Linked DNA regions of Mus musculus: all the other regions are linked to region 3. The links are chromatin loops, found by intact Hi-C in ENCODE. Cell type or tissue: left cerebral cortex. All regions are shown on one strand. Each heading gives the region's core, and the rest is flanking DNA. Links, peaks and the distances in the headings are about the cores only.

What was found. Hi-C counts contacts between places; a loop is a spot of excess contacts. Peaks named below come from ENCODE experiments on the same cell type or tissue, not always from the same donor. Only the 100,000 strongest peaks of a DNase experiment are listed, where the experiment ranks them.
Region 1: it touches region 3 in a loop (4-fold over the local background); 9 of 42 quality-filtered maps call a loop at or near these places.
Region 2: a loop joins it to region 3, with 4 times the contacts of the local background. A loop is called at or near these places in 8 of 42 quality-filtered maps.

What each region holds. Positions count from the first base shown.
Region 1 is chr3:122,474,935-122,479,934 of GRCm38, reverse strand. All of the region lies in intron 3 of Bcar3 (breast cancer anti-estrogen resistance 3), which reads right to left. It overlaps Gm34349 (a long non-coding RNA gene), which reads left to right. Exons shown (of 2, transcript XR_376033.3): 2 at 2,106-3,474. Among named protein-coding and RNA genes, the nearest start is that of Gm34349, 2.8 kb to the left of the region's middle. In left cerebral cortex, for the core only: no CTCF peak of the experiment used is centred there; DNase peaks (open chromatin) are centred at 2,173, 3,162, 3,971, 4,391 and 3 more places; H3K27ac peaks cover 4,481 bases.
Region 2 is chr3:122,459,394-122,464,393 of GRCm38, reverse strand. All of the region lies in intron 3 of Bcar3 (breast cancer anti-estrogen resistance 3), which reads right to left. Among named protein-coding and RNA genes, the nearest start is that of Gm34349, 18 kb to the left of the region's middle. In left cerebral cortex, for the core only: CTCF peaks have their summits at 2,065 and 2,287; DNase peaks (open chromatin) are centred at 1,953, 2,250, 2,668, 3,337 and 3 more places; H3K4me3 peaks cover 258 bases; H3K27ac peaks cover 1,389 bases.
Region 3 is chr3:122,614,114-122,621,756 of GRCm38, reverse strand. Fnbp1l (formin binding protein 1-like) reads left to right here and starts at 2,043. Exons shown (of 14, transcript NM_153118.3): 1 at 2,043-2,227. The coding sequence starts at 2,204. In left cerebral cortex, for the core only: CTCF peaks have their summits at 1,303, 3,118 and 3,910 (motif pointing right); DNase peaks (open chromatin) are centred at 2,098, 2,582, 3,188, 3,939 and 2 more places; H3K4me3 peaks cover 3,328 bases; H3K27ac peaks cover 2,083 bases.

The DNA of each region.
Region 1 (5,000 bases), core at 1-5,000, 140 kb after region 3:
TACAGACATACACACAGACACACACATATACACACAGACACACATGGATACAATCAGACAGAGAGAGACACACAGACACACACAGAGATACACACAGACACACATGGATACAATCAGACAGAGAGAGACACACACACACACAGACAAACACACAGACATACAGACACACAAACAGACACACACAGATATACACACACACACATACACACCACTGAAAGTCTCTCCTCCTGCACATACCACCAATCCTTTCTGGCTTGTGGTTTCTTTTTGGTTTCCACCAAGTCCTAGTGGCCTGGATTTTGGTGAACAAAGGCATCTTTAATGAGCTATGGAATAAAACCAAAGAAACCAGCTCTCTGCCTTTGGTGTCCCTACAAAAAGGGAAAGGTAACTTGGCTTTGCAACGTGACACTCTGCAGTGTCACTCCCTGAGGATCTATCTGTGAGGCACATGCCTGGGAAATGGAGGTAGGCCTGCTTCCCAAGATGTCTGGTCTGCACCTGCCTGATTCTGAACAGACGCAGGAGTCTCCAACTTCCAAATTTCCCAGGGTGAGCATAGACAGCATCCACTCTGCATTTCACTTTCAAAATAGTTGTCAGTTAATTGCTTGAGACATTGGACACATTCTTATAAAACAGTCTCTGTGTCAAGGATTTCTCCGTGCTGTAGGCTAACTGCTCTGAATATCCAGGGCAGGCTGGACTAAGCTGGGATGCCTGGAAGGTCAGGTATATTATTAATTTCCTCTTCGTGTTAGAATTGTTTCAATTTCTGGCCAGCTCTGTCACCCTGTTCAGAGTTGAGGAGCATCTGTAGGGCAGAAGAAACTGTTGTGGTTGCCACATACACCTCCACACAAAGAGCCACAGGGCCTGATGGAACAGAGCTGGTCTCAGATACCACCGAGAAAGGCTAAAGCTGGAGAAGCAGCTAGACAGAGCAGCTAAGGTTGTTGAAGATAGTCCAACACATTACCCACTGGGCAAATCACATTCAGTTTTTGCTTCAAAAAGGGATGTAAGCCAGACTAGGTGGGCAGAGAGTAGGATGTGCTGTTGAGATCTTTGCCGCTCTGGGTTCACAAGCACCTGCTGTGCCCTGGCGGATGCAGAGTCTCTAGAAGCAGGCTCTTCAGTGTGACAGACACTCAGGCATCTGCATCTCAGGTTGACAGTTTCCCCAGATTTCTCAAGGGGGATGAGGGATGATGGCTGTTAAATGGTCTCTTTCAGGAAACAACATCGATCTGCCCAACACAAAGACTAAGTACAGTCTTCACAAATAGATTCCTTTCTATTGGACATCAGATCCCTGCACCTCCCCCCAACAAGTTTATGATTCTCCAAACAGCTATTAAAATTGCATAGCTGAATAACATGAAGCAATAGGCAGCCTTGAGTTTTCTTTCATACTGTTATGCTTTATAATTCTACCCTAGATATCGCTCTATCACAAACACCTATCATCTCCCAGTATCCCCTTGGAAATGCTGTATTTCACACGCTTCTGTTTCTATACCATGGCATTACAGTAAAAATTAAAAGAATATGCACATAGGCTGGGGCTGTAACTCAGTTGGCAACGTACTTGCCTAGCACAAATGAAGACCTGGCTTCCATACCCCAGCACTGCATACACTATATAGTATTCTCCTATACTCCCAACACCTAAGAGGATACGAGTGCAAGGTCATCGGTCTAGGATCTTACGTATCCTAGTTCCTGTCTCAAAAGGAGGAGGAGGAGGAGGAGGAGGAGGAAGAAGAGTATAAGATGTAGGGATTTCAACTTCTCAGTTAGTCTCAGACTACCTGGCAGGCTTGGGTGGGCATCTTTTAGTAGAAAGCCATGGGCCATCTTCCCAGGTCAAGAGGCAGAATCATGATCCTTGATATAACATTTCAGGGGACTCCTCTAGATCCCCTGTAAGTCCCTGGGAGTCTAATCCATCCAGGGTGGTTCAGCATCTCCTTTGCCAGGCTGCCTCCCATTCCACAGTAACCATGCAGACATCACATGCAGAGCAAAGCTTGTTTCCATCATCTCTCCTTCTGGGTTTTCTCTGCTGTACACACTGCCTTTTCTTTCCCTCCTACTTTTAGTGAGAACAACATAAAGAGCTGACAGGCAACGACTACAGAAGAGGCACAGCGGTCCCTCTGCAGCGGAGCCTTCGGGGAGTGCCCCACCCCCATCAGGACCAACTGAGCTCTTTCCCATCTTACAGGCAATCTTACAGGCACTTCTGCAAATTGGCACCTTCCAAAACTGAGCCTGGAGACAGACATCCACGTGGCTCTAAAGAGACTCCGAACATGTTCCAGGCGTCAGTGCTGCGCCAGTAGCTAGCTGAAGTGACCTTGGGAGATGACTTGACCTCTCAAAACCTCAAGCTGCTCCCCAAACATACCAGGTGATTACAGGCAACGAATGATAACATTATAAAGCCTGATCCCCAATACATGCAAGGCACAGTCTGCAAATGTGAGTTTCCATTCCTCTTTGAAGAAAGGCACTAGAAACCATCCTCTGTCGCTGACAACTCTCAGATGCTGGGCGACCCGGACCTCTGTCCTCAGAGAAGGTGGACAATGACTGAGTCACTGCCGGACTGCAGCTGGTGCTGAGGACCCTTCTGAGTTTTTAAAACTAGAACTAAAGAGGAGATAGATGATCAAGAGTATTTAGCATTAAAAGTATATTTTAATCCTCAACTTCAAAACCTGATAATCGGAAGACATACGAAGGATCTTTAATCACACTTGCTCAGATGTCTCAGAGGGTCCCCTGCATCATCGTTATCTGATGAGCTGTTGATGGAAACAGGCAGGACACAAAGCCACAGTATTTGTCTCCATGCTCACCCCAAAGCCCATCTACTATTGGATACCCCTGTTCCAGCCAACCTGACTGAGTACCTATGGGTAATTCGTGAGATCTGGGTGATACCCCACCACCACCCCTGTCATTGTCCCTGTCTCTGGCTGCAAAATTAGACTTTAGTCTATGTTCTGACCTGCTGTCCTGCCAATCTCACTCCTCCAACACCTCCATGCTGGGTGGCTGTTGCCATGACAACCGATCTTTGGCTTCTGCTTAGAGTGCCCTGAGAACCATCTCCCAGGTGCCTAATTTCTTCATACTGCTCTGGTCCAAATTTCTGGACTGTCTGATTTTAACTTATTTCTAGAGTCATGTTGTGTCTAGCCTCATGAAGATTGTGCCGTTCTCCCCCCACCACCACCACCACCATCCATGCTGTTCTAATTTATACTGCCTGTCTGTATTCCCCGGAGAAACTATTCTCTGCCTCCCCTAAGCCTGCAACAGCAGGAATCCACCAGTCACAGTGAGGATTGCTTAGGCACAGGGCAGGCAGGCACCGAGGGAGACCACACTCATTCCAACCCTGACAGAAAACAGTGGAATTAATCCCTTCGCAATAAAGTTTAGCTACCTGAATGAAAAACACTTCAGTAGAAAAATGGTCTTTTGTCAGTCAGAAACAACCTGGCTATTATCATCTGAATGAGACAGTGATTAATCCTGCATTCTGCCAAAACAGCACTGAAAATCAGTCTGTATTAGGAGCTCTTAACTGGGAGGTGAAGTATGGCTTCTATGATCCATACGAACCACTGGGTGATAATGTGCTCACTGGAGAAATAGGTTAGAGCTTATACTCAATTCCCAAACACTTAGGGGACCTAGAAGTCCCCACTGATTGGTTATCCACTTTTTAAAAAAGTAACTTAATAGATAAAGTGTCTGTGTGTATGCATGCGCGCATGTCCAAGCTTCCATGTGGGAATCTATTGTCTCCTTCACCCTGTGGGTTCTGGGGAATCAAACTCAGGTCAGCAGGTTTCATGGCAGGTACCTTTACCTGCTGAGTCAGGTCACCAGTCTAAGATTCAGAAAGGCTTTCAATAGCCAGTAGAAAGGAAGTGAGCAAAATAGCCTAGTGATCATGACTGGACCTGCAAAACACTTGTCTGGTTGCCATGGACACCGGTTGGCTTAGCAGGGCTGTGACTGGTAAGAGGAGGAGCCAGGCAAGCAGTGTTGAGACCCCTTATGGCTGTGAAGTAGCTTTCCCCTGTGAAAAAGACAAGCCCTTGTGCTCCTCTGGTGGGAGGGCCTTGTGTATCACAGTAAATGTGTAATATGTACAAGTCTGATCTCAGCAACCTCTTGGCAGCCACACATCTGGGGAGTGCATCTAGAAAGGCCATGGCGGTCACCCACATCTCTCTACCTCATTTCCTAGTGTGTGATGTTCCCAAGGGCCAGAATTTCTGCTGAGAATTCTACCAGTGTCTCGTTTAGCACACTAGGAGGGGGGCATCATTATCACCATGGTCTGGGCAGCAAGCAGTAGTTCTTAGAATGAGTAATGAGAGCAAGCCAGAACCTGCTTTATCTGATGTGCTAACAGAAGCATCACACCTGACTGCCAGGACCAGAACACTCTAATCTAAAGCAAATCCAGGAGGCAGACCTCCCCTCATCCAGTGACAGATAGTCCAGCAGCACAGGTTGAGGGTTCATCCGCAATGTCAGGGATACTGGACAACATATAACAGTCAGGGAAGTGTAGCTCATAGATTGGGGATGCTGAGAACAGAATCTCTGGACCAGGAGGCAGCAAGCCTCAGGTGTTGAGCACAAGCCAGGAACACCTCTCTGTGTATAGACCTCCTGTGCCCTTGGTGGGGAAAGGCCGGATCCGAAGGCTCTCTGTGAGAGACTGCATTGATCGGCAGCCAATGTCTTCACTTCCTTGATGGCTGCCAAGTACAACGATGTCTTCAGAAGTGACATCTAAAAGGTCAATATTTTCTTTACTTGGTGCCTAGGGTGAGGACAATGGGTTGTTTTTGCCAGTGTTCAAAGGCTAGTAGAATGCCACCAACCCCCACCCTGTCCCTGTGCACCTTACGGCACTCCTTCCAAAGTAAGTGGGAGGGCTGGGTGGAGGAAGGGGGAGGTACCAG
Region 2 (5,000 bases), core at 1-5,000, 160 kb after region 3:
TCTTCTCCTGACTTGATTATGCCTATAAAACCTTATGTATAAATAAGGTCACATGCCCAGGGTACTAGACGTTACATTTTCAATGTAGTTTTATCAGTGAACACAGTTTAACCCAAATTGAAATTATTGTAACAGCTTCAAGCCACTCAACGGTTCTATCTCAAAACCGTATAGGACAGGGGAAAGGTACAGGCCTGGGGACAGCAGGAGGGACAGGATGGTGGAGTTTAAAGAGGACAAGAGGACGGTTCAGGCCTGGGGACAGCAGGAGGGACGATGGTGGAATTTAAAGAGTAAGGAAGAGGACAGGATGACAAGAGGTTAGAAGCAGACTGACCCCAGGGGGGGTTTAGGCCCAACCATGGAGCAGAATCTAAAAGAAGCCACAGGCCTGATTCTTGCTTGTCTGTCAGTTTCCTAGTGACTTCTCCACCTTATGGAGTCTAGGTCAGTGGTCCTCAACCTGTGGGTTGAAACGCCTGTGACCTTTTCACAGGGGTCACAGATCAGATATCTTGCATATCAGATATTCACATTATAATTCATAACAGTAGCAAAATAACATTTATGAAGTAGCAAAGAAAATAATTTTATGGTTGGGGGTGGGGTGGGGGAAGAGTCACCACATGAGAAACTGCATTAAAGGGTCACAGCATTAGGAAGGTTGAGAACCACTGATCTAGGTAGTTTCAGAAAAGCCACCGTACGCCAGAGAGGGCTACCTGCACTTCAGCTTCACGGCCGAAGCTTGCGACAACTGTAAACTCCCAAGGAATCCATCTTTGCTTTATTGCATTCACTGGTTAGACCAGACCCTCGGGCTGCCCTGACAGAGGAGCGTCTGACCTGTGAAATCATCTACATAAGATCCAGTCAGAGCAGTCAGGCCTCAAACATCAGGATGTCCACGCACATCTCTTTATCCAGACAGAGCCGGCCGGATCAGCAAAGCTATGCTGCTCGAAGCCAGCCTGTCTGCCCTGCAGGATGCTGCTGATGTGGCAACGCATTGCATCTGTGAGATTGCAGGCCTGGCACAGGGACTCACAGCTTGGTCATGAGGCAAGATATGGGTGATCCAGGTGAGGCGACGTTGCACAATGGTGATGTCAGCATGAGCTGACAGAATTTTCTCTTGGAAGCCCGCAACACATCATCAGAGAGGCAGGCAGGGAGAGTGGAATCCCCAGGCTAAGGTAGGGCTCAGCAAGCCTCCCTGTGAAGGGTTCCGCTAGGCTATGCTGCCGCACCAGGAGAACACAAAAGCAGCCACAGGCAATACATAGTACAGGTCTATGGATCCCAATAAAACGTTAATACACCAAAATATGAATTCTGTATAATTTTGCTACTTTTTTGATTAAGGGAAAGAAACCCTTTAAACTAAAAAGGCCACTTTTAGCCAATGAAAACTTGGGGGGGGCTGTCAGAGGAGGGGGTGAGCCAGACTTGGCTTTGAGTGGGAGTTTCCTAACCCTTGCTCTAAACATAGCTTCAAACGCTCGCTGGGTGGTTGATTTACAATGGTGGTAACAAGGTTTCTACTTGGGACTCTCCTTCCTTCTCACAAGCTGACCAGCTTCTGGCAAGATCCCAGGCCCTCATGTGAACTTGAACTGCCCCCAGCTTCCCTTCCGTCACCTGCTCCATTCAAGTCCTGCCAGGATCTGCTGGCCTGCTTGAATAAAACGGCTTCTAATTCTCCCTCCAAATGGCCTCTGGCGACACCTGGCCTCCCCGTGGCCACTGCCACTCCCTGAGGTAAACACTCCATGTCAGCTTCCCCTCACCTCCCACCCCCCCACACGGTGAGTGCACAGGAGAGACTTGGAAAACATCTGAGGCATGAGTGAACCTCCACGGAGTCTCTAAGAGCACTGTCTCCATCTGCTGGGAGGTCTGTCCTCACGGAGCAGCCCATCTCAAACCGGAAACTTGCCCTATTGAGGTGGCAGTCCCCAAAGGCCAAAAGAGGAGATTTTCGTTTCCATTTAAAGGCCAGGCTAATTTGCATTCAGTACATGTCTCCCTTTTCAGTACAATCCTGTGAGCTTTGACAAATGATCAGTTGGGTAATTATTTCTACAATCAAAGACATTCCCCTGTCATACTCTCAAAGTTCCCTTGTAGAGGTACCCTCGCTTACCCCTTTCAACCATGGACTCATTTCTGTCACCAGAGATGTGATTAGAGCTGGTAGACTTTGAAAGATTTAAAAAAAAAAAATGTTGCGTGGTACACCAGTGGTTTTGCGCGTCTGCTTCTTTCTGTAGCTGAACGGTATGCCACCGTGTGGATCTCCATGGTTTGTTCATGGCTGAAGCAGACATTCGGGCTGTTTCTAATTCATCAGTGGTGAATGATATTAAATAATGTCATATATAAGCGTATACACAGAGACTTTCGTATGAAATATGTTTTGTGATATGTTTTTTTTTTAAGTATCCATATTTCTGTAAGCTCAAAGGATAAGAATCTGCTGGGTGAGGGACTGTTTTCTACCCTATTCGTCTGTCTGTCTGTCTTCCTACCCAGTGGCTGCAGTGTTCTACACTGTAGTAACACGAAACTTCCTAAGAATAGCGACAGGGCACATTGTGGGCAGAGTGGGCGAAACTGAACATGGGCCCAGAGTTAGCCTGCATTCTCGGCTGGCACCCGTTTGATCTGGTCCCACAGGGGACAGCGCGGGCTCTCTGCGGATGTGCACACTCAGGCAAAAAACCTGCAGAGCCAGCCAATTGGGCCATTATCTGGTTCATATAACTTGTTAGAATCTCACGGAATGTACAGCGTGCCATTGTCTCTGTGAGTCCCTTTCATGACTTTGTGAGCTGGCTAATTCAGAGCAGACTCGCCTGTTTTCCTGCTGGAAGAAAGCACTTCCCTCAAAGACAGCTATTTAGCCATGACCATGGCTGCAGCCATGTAGAGTACAAAAGGGAGCTGAGGCCCGGCTGCCCCCTCTTCTGCCCAAGCCTCCCACAGCCAGGCTGCTTATTTTCGGTGCTGGAGTTTGCATTATTGTTTCTCTTTTCATCTGCTGGGTGACCTGAGGTATCCCAATCCTACTACGGGAAATGGCCTCGCTGAGATCTGAGCCTTGGGCAGGCTAACTGTCTATAGGCTTAGAACCCTCTGGGAACAGGCATTAACCCCACAAAGGATGGCTTTCTGAGCCTCTCTGGACGCCCCTGGGCTCCAGAGGCCTTCATTCAGCACAATAGCTCCAGTGTCGTGACATTTCTTCTAACCTGCAAAGCAGGCTTGGCGATGGCAAGTTTTATTAAGGCTCACAAGTGGGCAACAAGAATCCGCCAAGGCTGACAGCTAGGAACCCAGCCAGGAACAAAGGCTGCATCCTGTCTTGATACTTCCTTAGGTGGTCCCTGAAGAGCAGGCTTTTGTCTTCTGGCCACATTGTGCTGTCCACAGCCTGGGCACTGGAGGACACTTGCCTCTTCATTGCTAACTTGGAAATGCAGGCAGCCCACACTTTCTGCTGCACCAAGCTTTCTAATTTACCTTCCTTAAAAAGTAATCTTTTAAGGGGTGGAAAGGTTGCTAAGAGCCAGAGGACCAGGGAGTCTGCTGTGAGATCCTCTCTCTTAGAAATGACAGGAATACTCATCCAAGATAATTCCACAATGTAGCTGCCTATACAAGACCCGAGCAATGGTGATGTCAACAGGCACAGTGCTGAGGAAGGGGGATAGCTCAGGAGACCCATGTCTACCATGTCTAGACAGAGAACTAACTACAGGCATCGATTGACGACTAACGGGGGGGGGGGGGGGGGGGATTAGCCTCCCAGGGAATGAGCACCCTAATTGGCTAGCTAATACACTGTGGTCGGCCCTAAAACCATATACACACAAACCATGCTGAACAAACCCAGCAGGCTATACTTATATATTTATGCATATGTGTATGTGTGTCTTTCGATAAAACTCAAAAGGAGGCCATCAGTTTGAGAGGGATTTGGGGCAGGGATGGGAGGGGTTGGGAAGAGGAGAAGAAAGGAAGCAATGTAATTATATACTATTTAAAATTTTAATCACAAAAGGAAGTTACACTAAAAAGAAAGAGGGGGCAGAGAGAGAGAGAAAGAAAGGGGGAAGGAAGGAAGGAAGGAAGGAAGGAGAGGAGAGGAGAGGAGAGGAGAGGAGAGGAGAGGAGAGGAGAGGAGAGGAGAGGAGAGGAGAGGAGAGGAGAGGAGAGGAGAGGAGAGGAGGGAGAGAGAGTAATATAAGCCTATGGAATTTAGTGCAAGAAGATGGGCTGACTATTGAAGCACACAAGAGTAGGTGTAAAATTAAGTTTATAAAGGGGTTACAAAAATGACCCAGGACTGAGATGGCTCAGCAGCAAAGGTGATTGCTGCCAACCCTGACAGCCTGAGTTTTAATCCCCAGGACCCATGAAACGTGGAAGGTGAGGACTGACTTCTGCAAGATATCCTGATTTCCACGCACACACAAAAATAAATAAATAGAATATAGATCATCTAGGAACAGCAGGAATATTTTTTATAAGTGCAACATAGTGGATCATAAAGTAAATAGACAGTGTGACTCTCCAGTCTTCGGAAGGGACCGAAGTGGTAGCTGATCATTGTCCATTACACCCTTGGTCCTGGTATCTGAGATACAACTTGGAATGCTTCCCGCCATCCAAACAATATGGCAATTTTATAATCAAGAGGGTGAGCATAAGCGGTAGAAGTGACACACACCTATAATATGGGCTCTCAGAAGGCTGAGGCAAAAGGATTACAAATGTCCAGCTTGCCAGCCTGGGCTACATAATGACTTTGTGGCTAGCCTTGGTGACATAATCTTTCTCAAACAACAACAAACCAAGGAGACAACATAAGAATTCCTACCACTTCCTAAAAAAGATGTCTTTCTCTCCAGTCTCTCATAGACGCAGAGGTCCCTAAAATGTTAAAATTAGAACAACAAAACCTTTCCCAGCATTCTCATTTATGGGGAAGAAGG
Region 3 (7,643 bases), core at 1,268-6,267:
GCTGGGCAAGTGCTTTACCCATAACCTCAGCTCAAAATCTGCTTTTACTTTTAAGGCAGTGAGTTGTTTAAATTGTGAAGTCCTATTCAGAAGTTTTAGGGAAAGGAAAATGGCTCAGCTTGAAGACAAAACTTTATGCTTTATTGGGGAATTATGTTGATAGTATAGTGTTAATATGACTAATAGCTTATTTTACTTTTTTTTTTGAGACACGGTCTATGTAGCCCTGGCTATCCTGGAACTCCACATGTAGACCAGGTTGTCTTGAACTCAGAGATTCACCTGCTCTCTGCCTCTTAGAGGTGTAATTTTGGTTTGAATTATGGTCCTTAGGTCTTTCTTAGCTTCCACGGCAGAGCGTAGGTAAGTTACATCTTAGAACTGGAATAGCTCTAAAGGAGACATTGCTACAGTAACTTCATACTATCTAGAGAGTGAGAGTGAGACCGGAGAGGTGACTGTTAGAAGACATACTTTGACAGAGACAGGCCTTTTTGAAATAGAGAAATCCAGAAAAATGGTGGAAAGAAGTTATTTCTTAGGAAGATATTCTCTCTTACCAACACCCCACCCCCACCCTCCAACCACTGCACACTCTGTAACCCAGGCTAGCCTCTGACTCCTGTAGTTACGCCTCTCCCCTCCGGAGCACTAAAATTACAGGTGTGCGTCATCACACTTGGCTTCAGCGACTTTCAAAGAACATTAAAAAAAAAAAAAAAAAAAAAAAAGACCGGCCTTAACCTAATTAGAAGAGAGTATTCATTTGCTCAGCCTACCTCAGAAAAGGATAGCAAAGAATTTGGTGAGTGGTGGTTAGACTGCCTGGAGAGCTCTGGCTATTTGCCTGGACTTCAATGGGGAGCAGAACTAGGTAAACAGGAAGGCTGGGGCGGAAGAAGCTGGAACACCTGTGTTGGTCCCGGTCCCGGTCCCGTAGGGAGGAGTTTCAAGGCTGATAAGACGTCCGTTGGTGGGGGGACCTTGAAGCATTCAGTTGTCATGACTCACTGAAGAGTACTCTACTGGTTCTAGAGTGAAAATGTGTGTGTTTTAAGCGACAAGCAATTAATACTAAAGCATATGCTGGGGAGTTAGTGAGCAGACTGTACGCGGTATCTAGTAGCACCAGCCAAACTTGCTGACTGCCAGTGGAGGCAGGCTGGGAAATAACTCAGCACAGCTAAAAGCAAGAGGTCGTCTGCAGCCAAGATTCCTATCGGAGGCAAGAGACGCCTCAGGCTCTGAACAGGTTGTTGAAGGGCTGTGAGGAGGGAGAGACCGGTCCCTGGAGGTAGCCACGAGCCTAGAATTCAGGCAAGCTCAGCAGCGTCTCACCTCCTGCAGGTGTCAGTCGGGTTCGCTTTCCACCAAGTCTTATCTTTTACCATGGCAACGTCCCCAAAAGATTACGGGATCGCTTGCCTCTTAAAAAAAAGAAAAAAAGGTTTCCCGAAAGAACTTACAATAAAATCAAAATGCTTTATTAAAAACAAAAACAAAAACCAGACACGTCGTGTGACACGTTGCATTCACATTGGACGTTTGACCTCTACAGGTCTGTGGTTCCCGGGGATCCCAGGCTGAAGCGCCAAGCCTGGACGGAGAAGTTACCTTACGAAGGCAGATTTTTTTTAACTAAACACACGCACACACCCCTCTGCTCCAACGTCTGGACGTGGTTTCTTTGTCAGGGCTCCGCAAAGAACGCTGACGTGTGGGGTCGCCTCCTTTGAGGGGGGGGGTCTCCGAGCAAGGCAGGGACCGTGGGCGTCCTCCCTGGCTCTCCATCTTGGAGCGGGAGTCTGAGTGCGGCTTTTGCTGAGCCCGGAGGCCGGAGCGGACGCCGCCGAGGGTCCGAGGATCCCCGCCCCGGGCGAGCTGTTCGGAGGAGACCCCCGCCGGCCCCCGCGCGCGCGAGTGCGGGCCCGCCCCGATCCCAGGGTGCACCGCGGCCCGCCCCCTCCCCGCCGTCCCGCCTCCCCTCGGCCCCGGCCCCCTCCCTCCCTCCTTCCCTCCCTCCCTCCCCGCTGCCGGGAGGCGGGGACGCGGCGGCGGCTCGCTTCAGTCGTGTCTCTCTCACTCACTGGGGAACCCGGTGGTGGTGGCGGCAGCTTTCGAGGCAGACGCTGAGGAGGGGAAAGTCGGGACGAGAGAGGACAGCGGGAGCAGCCGGCCGGCGCCAGTCGCCTCAGGTTCCGCCATGAGCTGGGGCACCGAGCTGTGGGTGAGTGTGGGGAGCAGAGCGGCTCGCGCCGTCGGCGGGAGCCCCGGGCTTGGCGCGCCGCGGACTCCGGCGCCTCTTTGTGCCGCGAGAGCCCGCTCGGCTGCGGGCGGGGAGGCGACGGGGCGGCTGCCTGGGGCTCCCTCCGAGGGGCCCGGGCCGCAGCCCTGGACGGCCGCTGCCGTCCCCTCTCCAGCCTCTGCCTGACTTTGCGGACGGGTGCCCGGCCGGGCGCCGCGCCTTTGTACCGCGCGCCCGACGGCGGGGGAGGGAGCCATTGTCCCGAAGGGGCGCCGCTCGGATCCCCGCGCCGCGCGCCTGGGCGACGCCCCAGCTCCAGGTAGGGGGAGCCGGGCGGCTTTGTTCCCAGCCCGGCCTGGGGCCAGCCAGGCCCAACCCACACGCCCATTTCCCTCTCTTGCTGCCTCCTTGCTCGGGACCTAGGGCGCCCGCGACTCCGCGCCGGCCAGCTCCGGTTGCAGCCTCTCTGGGCTGGCGGGTCTGCTTTTGTGACCCGAATTAGGTAGTGGGATCGAGGAAGGGACGCTCATTTTGGCGAAAGGAGCGCGCGGCTTGCCGATCGCTTGATTTCCCTCTCGTTCTTTATTCTCTCTCCTCTCTCTCTCTCTCTCTCTCTCTCTCTCTCTCTCTCTTTCTCTCTCTCTCTCTCTCGTGTGTGTATGTGTGTGTGTGTCTGTCTCTCTCTTTTTTCTCTCTCTCTCTCTTTCTTCCGTGCCTTTCCTGGGCGCTGGAGGCTGCAGACAATACCCAATGTCCGACCAAGGTGCAGGCGGAGGGTTATAGGTCGAGGAATTCGCTCCGGACGCCGTCACCTGAGGGTGGAGGTGTGCATGGCAGTGATTTCTCAGGTGCGGCCGGGAAAATTGGCGGCGTGGGGGCGCTGTCTCGAGCGAGCGCCGCCTGGCCTCTGCCACTCCCCTTTTTATCCCACCTGTGCATATTTTCCGTGCCTTTGTTTGCGAAAATCTCCGGGAATCTCTGTAGCGGGAGAGGAGGGACAAGTTTCGAGTATGTACGCTCACTGGGATTCGAAACAGATCGTTTAGTCGCGAGGCCGAATGTTTTCTCCTTTTCCACGTGCTGTAGATTGGGAATTTTAGAAGTGACACTTAAAAGCTCATCTAGTCACCCACTTAACCCTGCCCCAGGAATCTGTCCTGTAGCACTCTGCAGAAGTGTTTGCCCAGTCTGCAAACATAACCATCAAGACAAAATACCTCAGGAGCCTCTCCACTTGATTGTTCTGATAATGGTGAGCGTCATTTGTAAACGAATCATGTAACATCAGTTAGAATTTCAGGCATTATTGGTCCTTTCCCATTTACTTTTATGTTTGTTTGAGACAGTCTCACTATAAACATGGCTGGCCTGGAACTCGTAATATAGACCAGGCTGTCCTTAAACTCAGAGATCCACCTGACTCTCTCCAGTTGCTGGGACTAAGGGTTTTCCCTTTTAAACGTACATTCTGTGATGGTTACAGTGTCATCAGTGAATGGAGATGGGTATAGTTTTATTTTCTATTTACAACATTTTTTATCTCTTTGGTGCCTGGCGATTGAACCCAGGACCTCGCACATACTAGACAGCAAGCCGTATCTCTAGCCCCTTATTTTTAATTTTAAATTCATGTATTTATTTGTGACTGACTGTGGGTATATCTGGCAAAGAAGCCAGAAGAGGGCATCAGATCTCCTGGAGCTGTAGCTCAGACACTTATGAGGCTCATCACAAATGCTGGGAACCAAACTCAGGTGCTTTGCAAAAGCAGCAAATGCTCTTAGCCATTGGATTAATCTGCATGCATGTGCATGCATGTGCATCGGTGCCTAAGGAGGCCAGAAGAGGACATGATTCTGAAGCTGGAGTTACAGGTGCTTGTGAGTTGTTGTCGATGTGGGTGGTGGGATTTGAACTTAGGTTCTCTGCAAAAGCAGTACAGGTTCTTAGCTGTTGAGCCGTGCCTCTAGTCTTTGTTTTACAGCTTTGAGCGAGGATTGTGTTTTCCCCTAGGTTGCAATATAATACAAGCACCTATACTGTCTGTTATTGGGAATTTGATGTCTGGAAAAATCACATCAAAATATAAATTTAGAAAACAGTTGTCACATTTTATTTTATCTTAAGGGTCACATTACTATCCTAAGGGTTTAATGATTGAAAATTCATTGTTACACAAAACACTGGTGATATATAATTACGTGCTCAAACCTAAGTAATTTGCTGTAACTGATGGTTTTTGCTGTTTTATCTTTTATGTGTATGCTTGCATGTGTGGGACAGAGGTCAGACTTGGGTGTTGTGAGGGGTCATCCACCTTGGTTTTTTTGTAACCCGATCTCTCCTTCATTTTGAGCTTGCTGATTAGGTGAGCCTCGAGCCTACTCATTGCTGGCTCCTCAGTGGTCGGGTTATTCCTGGGAATTTACTCACTCCATTGTGGATTCATATTTGCCACTTGATCAACTGCACTATTGAACTATCATTTCAGCCCTGCCCTCCCACCCCCTTGGCCATTTTAATCTTTATTCTTTGGCAGGGTTTCACAGTACAGCCCAGGCCGGTCTTGAATTCCTGGGGATACAGGTGTACACTACCAGAGCTTACTTGTTTTAATGCTTCTTATAAAGACTTGTGTTAAAATTTGGAAATAAAGGTATTCCATAGAACTTCTATATTTGTGGCCCTGGGTTTCAGAATTACCAGTAATTTGCTAAATGGATTAGGTCAGGCTTTTGTTGTATAGCTTTAAGGCTTTATGGATTAACTGCTAATGTATCTGAGCTGTGCTTTAAGGGACTTCTAGTTTTAAATGAGCATTTAAGTGAGGTAGTGACTAGAGTCAACAGTTTGTATTTTTTTTTCCAGAATGCATGATATCTTGTCCATTGATTATTATGTTGACTTCATTATCATAGAGAATATAGAGGATCATGGCTAAACATGAATCAGTAATTTCACAAAGTATAGATTTTAAAAAGTTTTTCATTTTTATGTAAATGAGTGTTTTGCCTGCATGTATGTGTATTCACCCTGTGTGTGCTGGGTGCCCTTGGAAGGTGCTAGATCCTCTAACTGGGTTCCCAGATGGTAGTGAGCTGGCTTTATGGGTGCTGGGAACTGAACATGGATCCTCTGTAAGAGCAGTGAGTGCTCTTTAACTGTTGAGCTGACTCTCTAGCCCCCAAGTACAGATTTTGTAATTAACAGCTCCCTTTTATAGCTAAGGGAGTCAGAGGACTCCTTTATTTAGTCAGTAAGTTTTACTTGTCAGGAGGTATCATTTTAGTTTTCTGAGAGGTCAATTAAAGTTCAACAGAAAAAATATTTGTACTGATAAGCATGTATGTATATATGTGTGTGTATATATACATATATATGTATGAATGACAGAAATAGGTCAGATGCATCTCATTTATATGGCCTATTAAAATATTGCTACCTGTGTCAGGGAACATTGCTTAGTGGATAAAGCAACTTGCTTGTTCAAGTGTGAGAACTGGAGCCCTGATCCTGAAAAACCCATGCAAGGGTATGGCAGCTGTTTGACATCCTAGTTCTCAGGAGGCGGTCACAAGTTTCCTGAGGAAGATAGCTGGCTAGACTAGGCCGAGTTGGCCAGCCCCGAGAGACCCTACCTCAGTAAGTAAAACTGAGAGCTGCCTGTATTTCAGTTGAAGCCGTGTGTAGTAACTAGCATACTAAAAGGTGTGGAAAGACTGATGTTGGGCTATCCCACAGATCTTACTTTTGTGTTCATATGGTTACAGTAACCTAGGCTTTGCAGATATATATAGCAAAAGAGTCAGTTGTACAGAAATATGAATCTCTAGTAGCTCATGTGATGAAGACTATTGCTTTTTTCTTTTCTGTATATAGTTTGTAATATGTCTATACACCAGGATGTGTGCCTGGTTTTCTTGGAGGCCAGAAGAGGGATTCCTTAGAACTGGAGTTATAGATGATTATTAACCACTACGTGGGTACTGGGAATTGAACCTGGGTCCTCTGGAAGAGCAGCCCATAATCTTAACCACTGAACTCTCTCTCCATCTGTGACTTAAGACTTTAGAACTAACACTAAAATGAATAGAAAGTGACAACTGAAGGTTAAAACTATTTTTAAAAGGGTTGCTTTTTCTTCTGTTCATTGTAGGGAAAGCTTTAGATAGGTCGCAGCACTTCAGCTAGGTTTTAGAACTGGAAGGGTTGTGCATGTGGGAATTCTCAGGTTCCTAGAGGGCAGCGATCATGTCTTACTCATCATTCTTTCATTGTCAGCTTCATTACTGTTTCATAAGCAAGTTACCAACATGCTTCTTGACATAGAGCCTGGCACTGATGGGACCTTTGAATAAATGCTTCTGGGCCAGCCTGATCATAGTGGTTAGATTTGACTTGCATTAAGTGTAAGGAGCTTGAAAGCAGTGAGTCGGAGATAGGGACCAAGCACAGAGGCTGGTCTGGCTGACTGCTTGATTCAGGAACATGGTATCTATGTGTCTGTACACATGTAGCTAGTCATTAGCATAAAATCAACCTAGTTTTTGAACCATTAAAAAAAACCACAGAAGGGGGCTGGAGAGGTGGCTCAGCCGTCAAGAGCACTGAGTGCTCTTCCAGAGGTCCTGAGTTCAATTCCCAGCAACCATATGGTGGCTCACAACCATCTATAATGGGATCTCATGTCCTCTTCTGGTGTGTCTGAAGACAGCTACAGTGTACTCATATACATAAAATAAATAAATAAATCTTTAAAAAAACACAGAAGGAAATCATAATTTGCTTTAGTAGAAGGGATGACTTTTTCCCCAATTCTTTGGTGAAAGTAAGAGACATTCCTTTATATTTTATCTATTTATTTAAAATTTCTATTTTTATTTTATGTATGTGAATGTTTTCCTTGCATGTATATGTCCAGAAGTGGGCACTGGGTTTTCTGAAACTGGAGTTAAAGGAGTGACAAATGGTTGTGAGCTGCAATGTGGTGCTGGGCATTGGACATTGGTCCTCTGAAATAACAACCAGTCCTCTTGACTCAGACCATGTCCTTAGGTTGTGGAAGATAATTACATGTGTTTCATCACTCATGCAAAAATATTTGAAGTGTTGGTTTCTTTAGTATAGTAGTCTTACTGGTTCTGAAACTGACTGTATTTTTAATATGAATTATTACCACAACATGTTAATACTTCCTCTCTCCTCATCTGCCGTTTAGTATTCTTCTGTATCGCTTTAGTTAGCAGAGCTGTTTCTGGAAGTGAGAGACTCCTCAATGGGAAAAGGTAGTCGGCTTCATTGTGGTACTTTACTCTGTTTTGAGTTTTGTGAGTTGATTTATGGACTAAGAATTTTTTTTCTTGTGTGAAATAGACTTGTTTTTAAGTGTGGCACCACT